Regions from separate parts of the Homo sapiens genome. Here region 1 is linked to region 2. A link is a loop called in an ENCODE intact Hi-C map of the cell type or tissue named here. Cell type or tissue: heart left ventricle. All regions are shown on one strand. Each heading gives the region's core, and the rest is flanking DNA. Links, peaks and the distances in the headings are about the cores only.

Region 1 (5,916 bases), core at 905-4,904, 91 kb before region 2:
CTTCCATTCAGCCACACCTTGCACCTGTTTAACACCACGGGATACCTACCAACTGTATCACACCACAATTTGATACAATTTCTGATGATGATCATAGCAGTAGTCAAAACACAGATGATGGGGGAAGGTCAGTTATGAGTAGTGGACAAGAATTAAATTGTCAGGAAAAGCCAAGTGAGCAAATGAAAAAACAGATAAGAATTAGAAGCCGTTTAAATTTGATAACTGAAGGCAAGTAAGCAGTCTGTTCTTCAGAAAATAGCTATGAATGAAAAAAAATCAGTATCTCTGGGAGCTATTTTGAGGACAGCCTCCAACTCCCATTTACTAGGAGGGATGGAAACCCAGGCTTCAGGATCATCTGGGCCTTGGTTGGAGATGTGTGCTGTCTGTTGCTTACTAGGTGACCTTGAGTAATGCTCAACTTCTCTGTGTCCCAGGGCCATCCTTGGTAAAAGGGAGGTGATGAAAAAGAAGATCTGGTTCAGAAGGTTATTGTAAGGGTGAAACAAGATGGTGCATAGGATGCCAGTGCTGACGCACAACGGGCAATAAATCAATGAGAGGGCTCCTCTTTTTTTTTTTGAGACAGGGTCTCACTCTGTCAACCAAGCTGGAGTGCAGTGGCGCCATCATGGTTCACTGCAGACTCAACTTCCAGGGTTCAAGTGATTCTCCCACCTCAGCCTCCCAAGTAACTGGAACCACAGGCATGTGCCACCATGCCCAGCTAATTTTCGTATTTTTTGTAGAGATGGGGTTTTGGCATGTTACCCAGGGTGGTCTCAAACTCCTAAGCTCCAGTGATCCACACGCCTCAGCCTCCCAAGGTGCTGGGATTATAGGCATGAGCCACCACACTGGGTCTTCTCTGACTTTTGATATAATTTCTGATGATTATCATACCAGTACTCAAACCACAGGTGACAGGAGAGCAATTACCTGGATTTAATCATCAGTACCTGAATCATTGACTTTATTTTACCAGCTTTTTTGTTTACAGTTCTCATCAGCAGAGTGCCCTCTCTTGTTAGTGAAAATAAGGGATCTGATCATTATGGTCTTCCCAGGTTCAATATGACAACCATGACTGTAGTAGCACATCAGGAGAAAGAGTGGGGACTGAGGTCCCCAGATTTGAATTCACCAGGCCTATGTGTCAAAACTAGGATTTCTGACAAAGCAATATGAGGAAAACCTTACAACTGTGTCTTTGTTGGGGTGAGAGATGTGAAGCCCCCACCCCCAGTTCCACCTGCAAGGGCTACATGATAGCTGAATTGCATTTAAGAGAGGAGGGAAAGCTGCATGCTGGGCTTGGCCTTGCTGAGTGGGCCATGCAAGCTGAGAGCCACAGCTGAATTGTTCAGGATCCAAAAGGGGTCTGCAGAGGGAGCATGGGGAGGGGGTTCCCAGAGGGTGAGAAATGCTTCCAGAGAGGACTAACGAAGTATTGCTTGATAAGTGCCAACACAACCCTCTTCCCCACCTTCCCATGAGAGAACCCATAAAACAAACCCTCCTTGCGAGATCACTGTGGAATTGGATGGTTTTTCTGGGAACTGGGACCAAGTCCTGAATAAGGACTCTAGATGGCGAAGGAACAAGAGTGACACCACTCAGGTAGCAGGTGTAACCCACAATATCTGGGAAGTACCTGTACCACTGTATCACTGAGATAAATAAGTTAACATGTATTGAGTTCTTCCTAGGTTCCAGGGACTGGCCTAAGTACTTTACATGAGCTACCTCATTTCATCGGCATAATAATCCCATGAGCAGGTGCTATGATCAGCCTCATTTTACATGGAAGGAAGTGATAATGGCTCAGAAAGATGAAATGACTTGTCCTGGGCTATGCTGCCAGCTGGGATGGAGGTGGACTTCAAAATCAGGTAACTTTGACTCAAGTGTTGCTCTTAACTGCTGCGCTATAAATCAAGGCCCAATTTACTAATTATTTGCATAATTAATATATGAGGTGGGGGGGGTCAGACTGTGTCATTTGCCCCTCACTGTTCTCCTCCATCAACTAAACTCATGAAATAGAAGCATATCTTCTTTCCTCACCCCTCCAGGGAATTTCTCCAGGGATGAGTCCAATAGAACAGCCTTCCCAGATAGAAGGAAGCTGGGTTTTGGTCAAAGACATAGTAATAGTGACATTCCCTGGTGTATAATCATGCATTCACTTATTTAATATTTATCAAGGGCCAACTCTATGTTCACCATGTGCTAGGCATTGGGTAGCATTGACTAAAGATATAAAAATAAATCAGAGAATCTGTCCCCAAGGAACTTAAAATACAGGGGGAGACAGACATGCATAAAATTAAGTATATGTGGGCTAAGAATGTCTTAATTAAGGATGTCTTAATTTGCCATAAAATGAGGAACAGATGAAATACTCTGAAATCTGAGAGTTGGGATCAATTACTTCTAGTTTGAGCCCAGCAGGGAACTGGAAGCTTCAGAGAGAAGTTATGGAGCTGAGTTTGGAAAAACAAGTAGAAGTTAAATATGCAGAGAAGAGGAGCTCAGGGATTTTTTTTCTAAAAAAAGCAGAAGCAGATGCACAGAGGCCGTGAGGTGGGGGTTGGTGCAGCGAACTTCGAGTGGTTCTGCTTGGGTGGAGGGTACCATCGGGAAGGGGAGCACTGCGGGGGAGAGACGGAGGGAGAAAGGAAGGAAGGAACCAATGAACACATGAACTAGGCAGAGCCTTGAAAGCTAGGCTGAGGGCTAGTGACTTCGTTATGTGGATCTACTGTTGTCAAATGGTGAACCACGGCCCAGAGGTGTATCCCAAATTCTTCCTTCCTAAGCGTGCTACCCAAATTCTGATCAATGTCTCATCATCCATTTCTGCCTCAAGTAAAGACACAACTGTCATGGTGACGCCTGTCAAAGGAATGTTATGCTGAGCAAATTAAGTGGCAGGCAATTAGGGGGAGGTATAATATGGAGTGATTAAGAGGCAAGTGGGGCAGGATACTGTGAAGGCATTGCTGAGGAAACATCGGGTATTTGCTAGAACATGGGAAAACCTTATTTCCTCAGTATATAGAAGTACCAGCACGGCAGTAGGCAGTTCTCAGATGGGGACCCTGTGCTGAAGGGCAACTAGTTGGGTGATATCATTAACTATGGATAATTTTATAGACCCTAGGATGTGTCAACCTCATTGGGGTTTACACTGTAATTACTGCCGACTTTTTTAGTATCTTTTTTTTCTTTTGGAGACAGGGTCTTGCTCTGTTTCCAGGCTGGGGTGCAGTGGCATGATCATGGCACACTGCAGCCTCAACTTCCAGGGCTCAGTTGATCCTCCCATCTCAGCCCCATGAGCAGCTGGGACTACAGGTATGCACCACCATGCCTGGCTAATTTTCTTTTTCTTTTTTTTTTTTTTTTTGTAAATACCGGGTCTCACTTTGTTGCCCAGGCTGGTCTCGAACTCCTGGGCTCAGACAATCCTTCTGCCTTGGCCTCCCAAAGTGCTGGGATTATGGGCATGAGCCACTGTGCCCGGCCTTTAGTATCATTTTGAATCATTTAATCTGGATTTGAGTCCTAACTCTGCCATTCACCCTTGATCACATTTCAGGCCTCTGTGTCCCTCCATTTTCTCCTCTGCAGAGTGCAGATAATAATAATAGAAGGAAGCTCACATGGCTGGGGAGAGCAACTGCAATAATGGAAGATGCAGCACTCAGCAAAGTGCCTGGCACAGAGCGAGTGCCTGGTCAATAATAAATGTTGTAATTTTACTCTCTTCATCTGGATCATCCAAAATTCTAGAATTCAAAACTGTGCAGGGAACACATACACCCAAAGTATCCCGTGAACTACGGAAAAGAGGGAGCCTCTAAGGGTATCCGCGTGGGTGTAGGCCAGCATCGGAACTCGGTTTCTACCGAGTTCACTGAGTTTTTGCCCAGTATCTACAATCAATCAATCAATCAATCAATCAGTCAGGCGTGGTGGTGCATACCCGTAGTCCCAGCTGCTCAGGAAGCTGAGGTGGGAGGATCAACTGAGCCCTGGAGGTTGAGGCTGCAGTGTGCCATGATTACGCCACTGCACCCCAGCCTGAAAACAGAGCAAGACCCTGTCTCAAAAAGAAAAAAGATACTAAACTAAAACTTCCCTGCAGAGAAGCTGATTCTCTGCAGTGTGATGTTAATGTTATTTACTGAGCACTTACTGTGTTCCAAGACTCTCTGCGAGCAGTTTACATTCATGACAGTTGGCATGGAGTAGAGAGATGCCAGGGGGAACAATCAATCTAGAGCCAAGTAAGAAGTAAGCAGAGTTCTGTGGGATTTTTTTTTTGAGTTGAGGGTCTTGCTATTGCCCAGGCTGGAGTGCAGTGACGTGATCATGGATCACTGCAACCTCAAACTTTGGGCCTCAAGGGGCCTTCCTGCCTCAGCCTCTTGAGTAGCTGAGGCTACAGGTATGCGCCACCACACCTAGCTAATTTAAAAAAAAATTTTTTTTAGAGATGGGGGTCTCACTATGTTGCCCAGTGGTCTTGAGCTCCTGGCATCAAGTGATCCTCCCACCTCAGCTTCCCAAAGTGCTGGGATTATAGGCATGGGCCACCGTGCCCGGCCAAGGAGAGCTTTAATCAGTGCATGTAATAAACAGAAGCTGAAGACCCAAGAAACCTGGTGGATGCCAAACTGCACAGGAGAAGGGCAGGCAGGAGGCCAAGCAAGGCGGAAAAGCTCTCCGGAGTCCAAGTGGCCAGACAGATGGCAGCGCATGTATGTGCACAACTAGATGGTGTGGCTGGAACTGGGTAAGTGACCCCAAACACAGGCTTTCCCTCCCGAAGGGGTCATCTGGAGAACAACCTGATGGTACCAAGATAATGAGCTATCATCTGATAATAATGAATGATTGAGAATCTCAAAATAAAGAAATCCTGCCAAACAACTGACCTCAAAACATTTTTCTTTCTTCGCTTGGTGAAGCAGGCTAGCCATTCCGGGAAGCAGAACAGGAAAGATGAAAGTTTCCAAATATTCTTTGGGAGAACCTAAAACAAACAAACAAAAATTCCCCCTGCAAATCCCCAGTGGCCCGAGCCAATCTGGGAGAAATGTTTACTTTTGAGCCAGAAAAAGGTACTGTCCATTCAATCACATGATCTTAGATGTTATATTTTGCTCCAGACTACAGAGCTGGGCTGTATAACTAAAGTAACTTAAAATGTCCCTCTGAGCCTCTATAGTCTGGTGAAGATGTAGGAAGTATCCTACATAAGGCCAGGTCCACCAGCTTGTTATGGCCCCAAAGCAGGAATAGCAAGGGGCCCAGTGTGGCCGGAGGGACAAAAACAAGGGGAGTGTGGTAGGAAATGGGAGCAGAGAGGAATTGGGAGTCAGAGTATAATGGGTAAGGGCTTAGGGTCACAGTAATAAAGGCAGTCGTTAGCCAAGGCCCAAGGCATGCAGAAGGCACAGAACAAACCAGTAGGAGAGGGTCTGGTACCAGGGAGGGCCCAAGGAACTACGACTCAGATCTGCAGTATACACCCCTGCTTCCACACACAAAGCAGGGAAGCATGATGATGTTTTCTTCTACTTTTTACTTTTTTTTTTTTTTTTTGAGACAGAGTCTCACTCTGTCGCCCAGGCTGGAGTGCAGTGGCACAATCATAGCTCACTGCATCCTGGACCTCTCAGGCTCAAGCAATCTTCCCACCTTAGCCTCCCAAATAGCTGAGACTGCAAGTACCTGCCACCACACCCAGCTAATTTTTTTTTTTTTCTCGCTCTGTCACCCAGGCTGGAACGCAGTGGTGCGATCTCAGCTCACTGCAACCTCCGCTTCCCGAGTGCAAGCGATTCTCCTGCCTCAGCCTCCCAAGTAGCTAGGGTTATCAGTGTGCACCACCATGCCTGG
Region 2 (4,000 bases), core at 1-4,000:
GTGAGGAATTTGAGACCAGCCTGGGCAACACAGAGACCCCATCTCTCAAAAAACAACACAAAACAAAATTTAAAATAGCTGGGCATCGTGGCTTGAGCTGGTAGTCCCAGCTACTCAGGAGGCTGAGACAGGGAGAATTGCTTGAGCCCAGGAGTTCAAGGCTACAGTGAGCTATGATTGCGCCACTGCACTCTAGCCTGGGTGACAGAGTGAGACCCTGTCTCTAATAAAATAAAATCAAAATAAATGATTGGGATGTAGATGATCAATAAATATTTACTGAGAGAAGAAACTAATGAATGAAAATACTTACATGAATCAACTGCACAAGAACAGGCTCCAGATTGCAAAACATCGACCTGGACTCAACATAAAAACTCAGCTGTTGTTCAAAATCACGGCCAAAGGAAACCTAGAATCAAGGAGAAAGACGCTGAAAGGGACAGTGGTATTTTTAGAGAGAACGCAGGCACATGGTATGACTGAAATATTATTATTGCCACCTCATCTTTATGACGTGGGCACTGGACTAGAACCTAAGAAGTCGAAGGGTATAAAACAGAAGCTCAGAGTGTAAGCAGAATTTTCCAGACTCTGAAGGAAACCACTGGAAAGGGAATAATGGGATATTGTTTGTCAGCTGTGGCCTTTTCACAGAACATAAATGTGGTTATTGGGGGCCCCTTGTCAGAAGGTTTGCCATCGTAACAGTCACACCTTTCTGCTTCCTGATGGGGACCCAACCTTGGCAGCTCACTGGTGGCTACAGAAGCCATAGATGGAAGTTTTTCCACCATTAAACATCCTCTCTTCTCCTATTTCTTCAAATTTATGAATAGCTGGTTAGTAAGAAAAACTTTACTGTACATCAATCATTTTTGTCCAGATGAGGTTTAACATTGCCATTTCCATTACAGCTATCATGTTTCATATCTGATTTCCTTATATTCTTTTCCATAATAACTTGGTAACTTTCAGACAATGCCGTAAAAAGATAAATACCACATGATGAGTACAAAAAGCAAGGGCAAAGGAGAGCGACTTGGGAAAATCCATATGTCTGTTTCCTAACACGGGAATTGAAAGGCTAATCCTGAATTTTCATCAAAATTGATATTTTACCCGCAGAGTCAGGTAGACTAATCAACCCGCACTATTGAACAAGTCAGAATTTCAAGGTTATTTTCAAAGTGATCTCGTCATTTTCATCTCAGTCAGCTTTGGTCCTGACTTTTCTATTAAAATAGAAGATATTTGCAGCAGTTGGTGTTTTGGCTTAGAGCACCCAGAATGAAGGTGAAGACTGTTCAGGCTGGGATAGTATAATGGTGGGATGTTCCCAAAGGAGGCTGCAGGAAACCTTCCCACTGTGCTTGCCCTTCTGCAATGTCTCTGTGGACTACCCCCCATCAAAAGGCAGAGCCTCTTCCCCTCCAGACTGGGTCCCCTCAAGACTGTGATTTGCTTTGACCCACAGATTGCAGTAGAATATGGCAGGGGTTTACTGTGTGATTTCTTTTTTTTTTTTCCCAAGACAGAGTTTTGCTCTGTTGCCCAGGCTGGAGTGCAGTGGCATGGTCTTGGCTCACCGCAACCTCTGCCTCCCGGGTTCAAGCGATTCTCCTGCCTCAGCCTCCCGAGTAGCTGGGATTACAGGCATGCACCACAACACCCGGCTAATTTTGTATTTTTAGCAGAGACAGGGTTTCACCATGTTGGTGAGGCTGGTCTCGACCTGACCGCAGGTGATCCACCTGCCTCAGCCTCCCAAAGTGCTGGGATTACAGATGTGAGCCACCGCGCCTGGCCTCACTGTGTGATTTCTAAGCCTTGGCCTTAAAATGCCTTGCTGCTTCTGTCTGTGCCTTCATAGAAGGCAGCACCAAGTAAGAGAGCTCAACTGGAATCACTGACTGAGAACAGTGGTGAGAAAGAGAGGACATGGAAGAAAACCAAGATGCCCCAGCCCATATCCAGCACCAAAACCCTGGAGAAGGGAACAAGGCCACTGTGGATCCTCCAGCCCAATCGTGCCACGCCAGTGCCACACCACACTCCCTGTAGCAGCCTGGTTACCAAGCTGATCCGCAGAGTTTGAGAACTAATAAAAAACTCATGCTGGGCGCAGTGGCTCAGGCCTGTAATCCCAACACTGTGGGAGGCCAAGGCTGGAGGATTGTTTGAAACCAGGAGTTGGAAACCCCTGTCTCGACCCCCCCAAAAAAAACAGCAAAAAAAAGCCCTGTTATTTAAAGCCACTAAGTTTTGGGATGAGCTGTTACTCAGCAGTAGATAAGTAAAACAGATGGGGAGTGGATATCTGGCGTTTTGCCTGCCCGGCATAGTTTCCATCACCGTCTGATGATCTGCATCAGCTGCTTCAGGACACACCTTCTTTCCACTCTCGGCCCTCCTGACTCAGGTCACCCAGGTGTGCTTGGGGCCACGACCCATGTTAATCCAAAGAGACTCAATCCCAGGACTTTGCTGGAATCCCACCTGCTGGGCTGCAGAGCTGGGGGGGATGGAAACCTGGAGCTCTGGTGGGGCAAGCCCAGCTGAGCCGGAGGCCAACAGGGCAGAGCCCAGGGCTAAAGACAGACAGGGGGCTGGGTGCAGTGGCTCACGCCTGTAATCCCAGCACTTTGGGAGGCCGAGGCGGGCGGATTACGAGGTCAGCAGATCGAGACCATCCTGGCTAACACAGTGAAACCCCGTCTCTACTAAAAATACAAAAAATTAGCCGGGCGTGGTGCCGGGCGCCTGTAGTCCCAGCTACTCGGGAGGCTGAGGCAGGAGAATGGCGTGAACCCGGGAGGCGGAGCTTGCAGTGAGCTGAGATCGCGCCACTGCACTCCAGCCTGGGCGACAGAGCGAGACTCCATCTCAAAAAAAAAAAAAAAAAGAAAAAAGACAGGGAAGGCAGGTCCTGATGACATCCCGGAGACCCTGAGCCCGGCTGCTGCTTTGGAGAGTTCCAGCCCCTGGACTTTTTGTCACATGAGCCAAGAAATCCCTCCTCCCATCACCCTCCCGCCCCCCACCTTTTTCCTCTTAAGCCAGTTTGTCTTGGCTCTCTTTGCCCCCAGGGGAGTCCTGGCTAATGTAAGATGTTTTCTAATTTCATTTTATCTCACTAAGAATGAAAAGCACCAGAGAACATAATGTTAACTGCTTTCGCCAACATAAGGATAAACAATTACATCACACTTCCAAGTGCACTGAAACTTCTTCCCTAATACTTACCATTTTTATAAATCCATTAATCAAATATGACAGCATTCTTTTCTCATCCTCAAGAGTGAGTGCACTAAAATCAATAATTGTACATAATTAACACGGAGGTAATAGATGAAAGTTTCTAAAGAAAAAAATACACAAGGGGTAAGTAATTTAACAGGTAAGAACATTTTGCATTTTCTAGATTTAAAAAACTGCCAACAGGCTGCTTATTTTTCCTTTGATAAAAATACATAATCACAATTAACATAATTTAAATATGTTTCTCATCTCCCTCAAATATGCTGTTCTCAAGATAGATTTATTAACAAGAAAAGAAAAGGTAACTTTCACTTCTTTGGAACTTGGGCAGCAAGGTCTAATGTCAAATTTTGTATTTCAGGGAAATTTCATTGAATATTTTATTTAAAAAATCTCCAGCGGGGTGTGCTGGTTCACACCTGTAATCCCAGCACTTAGGAAGGCAGAGGTAGCAGGTTCGTTTGAGCCTAGGAGTTGGAGATCAACCTGGGCAACATGACGAGACCCCGTTCTCCCCAAAAAGGAAACAGAAATATTTCCAATGTACAGCAAAGTTGAAAGAATTTTCCAGTAAACACCCATACACCATCGAAATCCTGCCATCACCATTTTACTTGTTTTACACATAATTATCCATTCCCCTCTCCATCCATCAATCCATCTTATTTTTTTGATACATTGTAAAGTAAATCTCAGGTCTCAGTTGCTTCTATTTAATAGAAAATGTAACACAAATATA

Evidence for each region. Hi-C counts contacts between places; a loop is a spot of excess contacts. Peaks named below come from ENCODE experiments on the same cell type or tissue, not always from the same donor. Only the 100,000 strongest peaks of a DNase experiment are listed, where the experiment ranks them.
Region 1: it touches region 2 in a loop (3-fold over the local background); 1 of 110 quality-filtered maps calls a loop at or near these places.

The regions. Positions count from the first base shown.
Region 1 is chr16:19,734,484-19,740,399 of GRCh38, reverse strand. It overlaps IQCK (IQ motif containing K), which reads right to left. Exons shown (of 9, transcript NM_153208.3): 4 at 4,950-5,047. Among named protein-coding and RNA genes, the nearest start is that of IQCK, 19 kb to the right of the region's middle. In heart left ventricle, for the core only: no CTCF peak of the experiment used is centred there; no DNase peak of the experiment used is centred there.
Region 2 is chr16:19,644,196-19,648,195 of GRCh38, reverse strand. It overlaps VPS35L (VPS35 endosomal protein sorting factor like), which reads right to left. Exons shown (of 31, transcript NM_020314.7): 23 at 3,247-3,310; 24 at 314-412. Among named protein-coding and RNA genes, the nearest start is that of KNOP1, 72 kb to the left of the region's middle. In heart left ventricle, for the core only: no CTCF peak of the experiment used is centred there; DNase peaks (open chromatin) are centred at 2,355 and 2,995; H3K4me3 peaks cover 782 bases; H3K27ac peaks cover 1,400 bases.